Regions from separate parts of the Homo sapiens genome. Here region 1 is linked to region 2. Evidence: read pairs that join two places in POLR2A ChIA-PET (ENCODE). Cell type or tissue: HepG2. All regions are shown on one strand. Each heading gives the region's core, and the rest is flanking DNA. Links, peaks and the distances in the headings are about the cores only. Region 1 overlaps DOCK4 (dedicator of cytokinesis 4). Region 2 overlaps ZNF277 (zinc finger protein 277).

Region 1 (4,401 bases), core at 156-4,155, 180 kb before region 2:
GCGCCAATAGCCCTGAAATCTGATTTTCTGGAACTCAGGTGAAGTCTCTGGCCACTGAGCACGCTGCTCCCTCCTGCAAGCTCTACTGCTTCATCTTGCTCTGTTCCTAATTATTTGAACTTTTAAAAAATACCATTTTAAGAAGTGCTTTGTTAACACATCTCTTTTTGGCAGGTACATCATAGAAACTCTCCATGGAAATTTTTCAAGAGAGACTTATGATTCATTAATGCCTATGGCATAAAAGATGGTGCAACTGCGCGGCCCTTCCCAGGCTCTGGAAGAGGATGGCGCTGCCATCCCTTCGTCATTATGGTTTCTCAGCTTCCCACTTGAATATACCACTATTTCTATGCTCAAGCAAACAGCCCATAGGCTGACATAAGCCAGCTCTAAGGAAGAAAAAAATGCAGGACAATCATGTTTTCAGCAACTGGGCCTTTCAGAGTACAGATTCTGAGCACACGTGATAATTTTTCTGTTACCACGCCAACATGGGTCTGATAACCCCTCTGTGTATGAGAATACAAGGTCTTCATAAAATCGCTGTAGGAAAGAAAGAAATGACTTATAAAGAGGTTTAAAAAAAAAAGGAGGAGCAGACAACATTATAAAAAACATACAACATATCCTTATTTTACAGAAAATAAAAGAAGACTATCAAAGAAGAGAAGATCAACCATCCCATCATGGACAAGAGAATGCAATTCACATAAGCTATAAAAGGAATAATAAAAGAAAATTCATCTGTCACCAGGAGATATGATTTCTAGTGTCTCTTCTATGAATTCAGTACATCTGGAAAACGGATGAAAAATATTGGCAGAGGAAGCAGCAATGAGCTTCCAGGCCAAAGCACCTGATATGCTTGTCCTATCAACAGGCTTCTGAAGAAGCCCTCAGTCTCTGAAATATGCCCCAAAGGCAGCCCCTAGAAAAGGCTTATGGGCCAGGTTCAATTGCCACATGCTTAAAGGATGGAAAGGATGTGGGAAAGGCAACAGCTGCTGACATTTACTGAACATTTACTGTGGGCCAGGCAAGGTACCAGCTGCTTCCAACACACTGTCTTATCGAATCCTTCCAAAAGCACTTTGTGGAAAGTCTTATTATTGTCCACCATTTTAGAAAAGAAAATATAGGCTTAGAGAAGTAATGTTCCTAAAATAACAAGACTAGTAAGAGCCTAGGATATAATCTGAACTTAGGTCTGACTCCAAGCTCATGCTTTGAAATGCTTTTTTGCCTGAGAAATTTCTCCTTCTAAGACCCCAACTCTACCTTTCTAATCAAAAATCCCCCCAAAATGTCTAACGCAACTGCACTGGTAAATGTATACTGTCTTATCATGGTTGGCAGAAATATCAAGGTACAAATTAGCCAATGACTAGGTAATTTATGGGTACAGCCTCAAGTTAATCAATGAAACATCCGTCAAGAATGAGCACTTGTCTGCCAACATGCCGCTCCAAGCTCTTTGAATCTGCTCATTCTGTCTATGCCCCTCATACTTGGAGATAACCTCGTCCTGTCTTGCTTTACCCCCACACGTAGTCCTGTGTCAAGTTATTTCCTTCAAACACTGAGACAAAGCCCACCTATTCAAAAGCAAGTCAATCCTGGTCTGCTTTGTAAACCTCTTGAGGTTTGGACTGTTCAGCATCCTAATACCATTCACAGATCTTCCCCGAGGTGGCTTCAACATCTGCTCAGCTCATCCATTGCCATCCTTTTCTTCCAGTTTTGAATAAAGCTCCAAGCCCTCCACTCCAGCAGTCCTCACAGCTAAGCACCAAGGTGACTTAATAAACACCATCCTCAACCTCCCCAAAACTTAAAAAGTCCCAATGTTAGACCATGGTCCCTTCTTAGGACTTCTATATATTCAGACACCATTTCCTACCCACATTCTTGGGAACATCAGCAACAGCAACATAATCCCCATAGCTTAATTACAAGATACTACTTGGCCCCAGCCAGACTGGGGATGCTAAAAGGCTTGCAGAGGTTTGTTTGTTTAAGCCACAAGGATCTCTTAAGGATGAGTTTTCTGGTTATTAAGTGGAAGGTGAGCAGCGTTTCCTTATCTCCACTAAGCACAACACACATAAAATAAGTGACTTTCCATGATAGGAGGAGTAACTTAATTCTGTATACTTTTATCATACCCTGGAGCCAGTTCCTAGGAGATATGATGTAATACACAGCTCTGAAGCAGTTTTACAAGGAGAAGGATTTGTACCTACAGCTAGGGCAATTTAGTGGTTAACGCCTGGGGCTTTGGCATCAGAACGGGAGCTGGTGGCCCACCTTCAGTAGCTACATTAGCCTCTTGTGGCTTCAGTTTCCTCATGTGTAGAATGGCAACAGTAACAACATCTACCTCATAGGTCTGTAGGATGCCAATAAAATCATGCATGTTAGGTACTCAATACAGCACCTAACAAAAAAATACTCCAAATATGGTAGATAGTAGCAGTAGTAAAAAGGAGAGTGAGTCAGTGGCATACCCACGGCACCACAGTTGTCACACAGCTAGGGTAAGAAAAAATCCATTTAATTTTTAGTTCACTGTGAAGGCAGGCACTGTGGAAATTCAGAGGGACACCACTGGATCTAGAGCTCGTCACCAGTAAGCATCTCTGAGTCATACACAGTAGTAGCACATCTTTCCCCCATTGCATTTTGATACTGAGGTTAAATCTGGCAAACATGAAGTTCTGCTATTGTGGGTCTCTGAATGCTTTTCTTTCAGAGAGCTCTGTTTTTGTTTTATTTAAATGAATGTCTCTTTTCAATAATGAGGAAAGTTCAGCAAGAAGTAGAGATGTGGAAAAAAAAAAAAAGGTACACATTAACATGAAGATTAATATGACCCAACCACCTACAGAAATCTGATGACCAAAAAACAAAAAACAAAAAACAAAAAACCTGTGCCTGGCTTTAGATTCAGAAGAGGGAAAGGAAGAGCAGCCACACAAAAGCAGAATGTGGAACCATGTATTTTTAACTAGAGCACCAAACTGTTATTAAAAAAAAAAAAAAAAACTAATTCTAGCTAATTGAAGCTAATATGCAATAACTTGATGCTTAGTTGCATTTGAGACAGAGGAAAAAACCAAAAATTCATTAAAAGACATACAAATGAATAATGAATGCTGTTTTCTCAAATGCTCTATTCATAAAAGAATATTTATATAAAGGCACATGCTCAACTTTAATTTTAGAGAAGCTAAAGAAAAAATAATTCTTCCATTTACTATGTAACGAGCTCAGAAAATGGACAATAAGACCATTCCATGACAGAGAGTATTAGCATTCAACTCATCTATAAATATAAGCAACAAACAGTTTCAGCACAGCTGGCTGCTAAGGACTTCAATATTAACAAACAGACTTAATATTCTTGATTTACTACAGATTTTCCATCAAATGAAATAGTCATGGTGATGATAATTGGATCCACATGCCACACAGCATGCCTCCTAAAGATACAGCTCTGTGGTGTGATGGGGTACAAGTCACAGAGTCCAACAGGCAGGCAATGTGCACAGCAATTCTTAGCTTGCAGCACTGAGAAGGTTTCTATTTCCTTGATTCAACTGAAAATGAACAAAAAGGGTATATGCAGTAAAAATGTCCCTGCCATCGATTTTAAATCCCAAAAACAAACTCATCCACCATTCAAAACATACTAAAGTCTTGATTTCTTGATAGTTCTTGTTTGTTTGTTTTTGTAGCGACGGGGGTCTTGCTATGTTGCTGAGGCTGGTCTCAACTCCTGGTCTCAAGTAATCCTCCTGCCTCAGCCTCCCAAAGCACTGGGATTATAGGCTTGAGCCACTGCATCCAGCCTAAAGTCTTGATTATTAAGAGTACCTTTATAATTTACACACACTAAGCCAACAAACGTACCTTAAGTAGTAAAATGTGAAAAAAAACCGAACATTTCTTCAAACTAAGAGCCTGTAAGAGTAAATGTATAATCTATCATGTAATAAAAATTTAAACATATTTTTGTGTTTAACCATTTCAAACACATGTAACAAATAGGATCAGTGGTCACACAGAATGCCAATGTCACTTTCAAAAGTAAATTAAAGCCTAAAAAGTTTGGAGTGGCAAATGAGTAATATTATATCATAGTCTTATATCTCAATATTATTTTACAATAAATTATATTTACCTTTGCAGAATGTAGCACAATAAATTCTTAGATTTATGCCTTTGTTACTACCATGATGTACTGACTTGCTGAGTTTTTAAGTAATTCTCTTTATGACAAAGAAAAACCAGTGTAAATTAATCAAAGAACACCATTGTAAATGGTAATTTAAAATGCACATTGAACATTTTAAAATAGCCATTTAAAAACTACATTTAAGTGGAAGGAAAATACTA
Region 2 (4,401 bases), core at 322-4,321:
TTTTCCTTCTTAGGTGAGATAATTTCTGTGCTGAATCATTCATATCAGTTTCTGAATAGTAACAGACTTGCAAAAACATTAAAAGTCTTTTGCATAGTCTGAATTATCTACATCAAATTCTTGCTTTGTTTTCTCACAAACAAAAGAGTTCAACAGGTAGTGAGGATGGGTTGGGGATAAGGTGCCAGTTAGTTTCACATTCAGATAACCCTTCCTCAGAGGGCAACAGACTGTTTAACATCGAGGCTTCAGCTACATATTCCTACGATGCTCATGTTTCAAACCCTGAGTTTTTCTAAAGGGAATTGGTTTTGCTATGATTTTTATCATTCTTTGATTTAAATTTTTTTATTCTTAAAGTATACAAAGCCACTTATAACAAAAGTAAGCTTTTAACTGATTTTTCATAGTTTTTTATAGTTTTCTCTAGTGAAGTTATTTACACTTAAAACACTTCTCTTTCTGTTTCTGGTGGAGTTTTGTGTAAGCACATGTAAGTGTGTATGTATTAGGGCAGAAGTGTGATGGGTGAAGGGGATCTTTTTTTTCCATGTTTTTTTCCACCCTCTCATTATTCATGAGCCATCTGATGCAGGGGTTTGAGGGGGTGTCTGAACATCTTTAGTGATATGCCTTCCAAACTTTGTTTTTCTTACATTCTTTGCTTTCCTGACATGATTCATTAGCAGGCACAGTGTCTTAATTAGAGAGTTATGTGCTTTTTTTTTTTTTTTTGCTTTGGGTCTTGTTTCTATAATAAATCATATCTTTAACTGTACCAAATCAGAGCACTCTAGGAAACTGGGCCACTTTCACGTGCAAATTGCTTATTTCCTAATATACTGATAAACATGTACATTCATTTTCCTCTCAAGTGGGGTAAGTGGTTAATGCTGTGTGGCCTAGATAACTCTCTACATATTGTACTCAACACTGAGGAAGTTGCAAAATAATGCTTTGAGTTTAGAAGTTTAACAGTGAAAGATATTTTTTGTACTTTTGGCTCAAAATATTCATTGACAAGCAACATTTGCCCTTATCATTCAGAATGATCAAATCACAGAAGGCCCATACTTTAGTAATACCTTGCAGCAATAAAACCATGACCTTAAGTCCAAGTACAGAAAAACCAAGTAAGGCATGAAAGATTTAATTCATTACCAAACTTTCTAACAAGCATCTTGTTGGCAGTGTTGAGGCCATTTTTGGTGTTCTGTAATGAGATTCAGACACTTCATGATGACTCTGGGAAGTACATTATAGAGTCCAAATTAACCATCTCTAATGACATTATGATAGATCTCTGTATATCTAAATGTATGCATCATTTAGCTGATAATGACAGCTTCAAAACCTCTCATTAAGTTGATGAATAATGGATTTTCTTTCTCCCTCTAAATCATAATGGCACTCATAGTTCTTTGTTTTTAGCTAGATGAATACCTTTATTTGGGGGAAAAAGAGTCCATAATTGAGTGAATTTTGGTTTTGTTTTTCCAAAAGGATATTGAACAACAAAGCTATCCATGCTTGTAGCAGGTCAGGTGGGCCTGATCCTAACCATAGTTTAGCTGCTTGAAAACATATCCATTAATGTTCCTACCTCTCTCTTTGTGACATTGTCTGCTTTTGCATGGCACAATGGGAAGATTGGATAGAAAGAAGACAGGGCAAGAAGAGAGGAAGAAACGGCCCAAGGGGAACAAAAGAATTGGGCCAAAATAAATCATTCCTACTCATCACTCCATAAAGTTTTGCTAACGCTGTGACTAGGCTTGCCAGACATAGCGCCAAAAGAGTGGAACTTTTCCACTGATGGCAAAGGATAAAAGGGATTTGAGTAGGTACTAGAGCACCTACTCATGCCTAGTACTATTTCTTTATAGACAGTAACTCATTCATTTAATCACCTTAAAAAAACCTTTTGAGGTAGAATCTAAATTGACCTCAAGTGTATTTTTTTATTTTTTATTTCTAACAAATTGAATTCTACTTTCTAATTCAACTCAAAAAATAGTTTATAGTAATAGTACCCACTGTATGCCAGGCTCTGGAAATGTAACAATGAACAAAGGCCATTAGAATCCCAGATATTCTAATACTCATTCAGGGTTTAGAAACACTGGTTCAAATTTAAGAGAAAAGAACTTGACTGAAAGGATATTGCTGCTTCTCTAAAAAATTATCTCATTAAGGTTTCAACTTCATATTGCTTTTGCACTGTCATTAAGTCAAAAAAAAGTGTTGAATCAAACCATCATAAGTTGGGCCATCTGTATATCCTACTTGTACTGTTTCAAAACCATTTAAACATGGGTGGTTTTGTTTATTTTTTTGGTTTTGATTTTTTTCAAAGTTCTACATACTCTCTCCCTTCTCTTTCCCCCAATGTCTCTCATCCCTCTGTTCTTCCTACAAAGGAACTTGGAAAATCGTGGGAAGAAGTTCAGTTGGAAGATGATCGGGAGTTGCTGGACCATCAGGAAGAGTAAGAGTTGTTATTGCTGCTAATTAATTGCAGTGTTCCAAGAGTAAGAAGACAATGCTTTAGTTTGGTTTAAATTATGAAGCGGGAACATAAGAAGAAAAAAATACCTTCTCTGAGCCATGCATCCCTTCATGTAATGTGGCAAAAACTTGAATTCAAAATAACTTTGACATAAAAATTCCTAAAGACACTGTTATTCCAACTAAATTAAAGCTATTGATTGAACACACAAGTAATATATAATTCAGAGAAAAATACATTCCGAAGTGCTTTGCCTGCTCAGTTAGTGCTCAGACCTTGAAGTGATGTGATCTTTGAACTCTCCATGTTGCTGTCATTGGAATAGAGAATATAACTGCATTGAAGTTAATCCTGTTCTGTGTTCGGGCCATTGATGACTAACTTTAAACATTCACAGCTTCTTTGCTTGAAATTATAAGCTTGAGAAATGTTCTTTTCAACCTAAAAGGATTTCTTATTTTTCATCTTCTTTTCAGTCAAAGCTTTTTGGCCTTTTTTCTCTCTCAGGATTTTAAATTATTATTATTTTAATAGTGAGGTAAAGCCCAAAGGTAGAGAGCTGCCATTTGCTGAATTTTCTTGATGCATAGAGATTCAGGCAGAGAGTCTTCCAGACTGAAATAAAAACATCTTTCCCATTAAGACATACTAGTTGGAATATTTAATCAGTGAATGTTAAAGTTTTAATGACACAAAAGGTTATAAATAGTAAGTCATGACCTGGGCCGGGACTGGTGGCTCCCTCCTGGATGGATAGAGTTAAGGAAAATGTTTCCTGTTTTCTAATAGGGAAGCTTCTGTGTGAATTGGGTTAGGTTGATCTTGAGAGTCTTATCAGTGATCATTTCTGAGCTTGCCATGAAAAATTCTCTCATCTGAATTTGAATGGGTGTTCCTTGTCTCCACAACTCTTCCCTCCTGGCAGTTTTCCTGGTTTGGGAATGATAAGAAGTTGGTAGTATTTCAAAAAGGGAAATGCCAAGGAGCGGGGAAAGTGGTAAAAGGGATCCTGTATCCTTTTTGAGTTCCCTGTCTACCGCCAGATTTAACACTTGCCCAGTTTAAAATAATCAGTATTTCCCTCGTGAAAGAGACACGGTTTGCCTTTGTAAAATACACTATTTGTCATGCAGAAACACATTCCCGGCATCACACCTCACAGCGTGTGCACTCAGTGGTTGTGGTTAATGGGAGAGAGCATCACATTTTCTGATATGTCTCCTTTGCAAATTAAACCTCATTGTCTCAGGACGACATTCCTCTGACTGTAGACTGAGATAGCTACTCAGAAGAACGGCAAATAGGAGAAAATGGAACAGCACCTGTTCACTATGTATATTAATTTCATGGTGCTGCTTTGAATTTCAAAAGCTATATCAGAGAGTCATAATATGATGTGACAGTCTTTACCAAAATGTCAGAGTTGAAAGAGATTGGCAGGGTTTTTTAGTAAGGAGAAAGCAATACCAAGTCACTGTGTAGTATACTCTCTTAATGAAGGGAATCTCCGTATTTTCTCTCCTCTTTTTTAATTCAGTGACTGGTCTGATTGGGAAGAACACCCTGCCTCTGCAGTCTGCTTATTTTGTGAAAAGCAAGCAGAAACAATTGAGAAGTTGTATGTCCACATGGAGGTAAGATACCTGTATTTATTTGAATTTTGTTTTATTCTGACAGGGGAAAGCTAGTAATTGTTGCACCCTCATCTGCTTTTACTTCAGTTTCCCAATCATTATTCCAACCAGAAGAGACAGGCCAGGTCTGTCAGGGAGAACCAGAGCTCAGGGCAATTTAGTTAGTACAGTTGACTGGACCCGAGTGAGCTGTTTGTTAGTGTGAGATTTCTCAGACCACTGATGCCATCTCACCTTTGAGATGCTTACAAGATCATT

Evidence for each region. ChIA-PET counts read pairs that join two places held together with the same protein. Peaks named below come from ENCODE experiments on the same cell type or tissue, not always from the same donor. Only the 100,000 strongest peaks of a DNase experiment are listed, where the experiment ranks them.
Region 1: POLR2A ChIA-PET joins it to region 2 with 5 read pairs; 2 of 35 experiments call an interaction of 5 or more read pairs at or near these places.

Annotation. Positions count from the first base shown.
Region 1 is chr7:112,148,931-112,153,331 of GRCh38, forward strand. All of the region lies in intron 1 of DOCK4 (dedicator of cytokinesis 4), which reads right to left. Among named protein-coding and RNA genes, the nearest start is that of DOCK4, 55 kb to the right of the region's middle. In HepG2, for the core only: no CTCF peak of the experiment used is centred there; no DNase peak of the experiment used is centred there.
Region 2 is chr7:112,333,684-112,338,084 of GRCh38, forward strand. It overlaps ZNF277 (zinc finger protein 277), which reads left to right. Exons shown (of 12, transcript NM_021994.3): 8 at 2,421-2,488; 9 at 4,047-4,143. The region is part of intron 2 of ZNF277-AS1 (ZNF277 antisense RNA 1); the gene reads right to left. Among named protein-coding and RNA genes, the nearest start is that of ZNF277-AS1, 15 kb to the right of the region's middle. In HepG2, for the core only: no CTCF peak of the experiment used is centred there; a DNase peak (open chromatin) is centred at 2,808.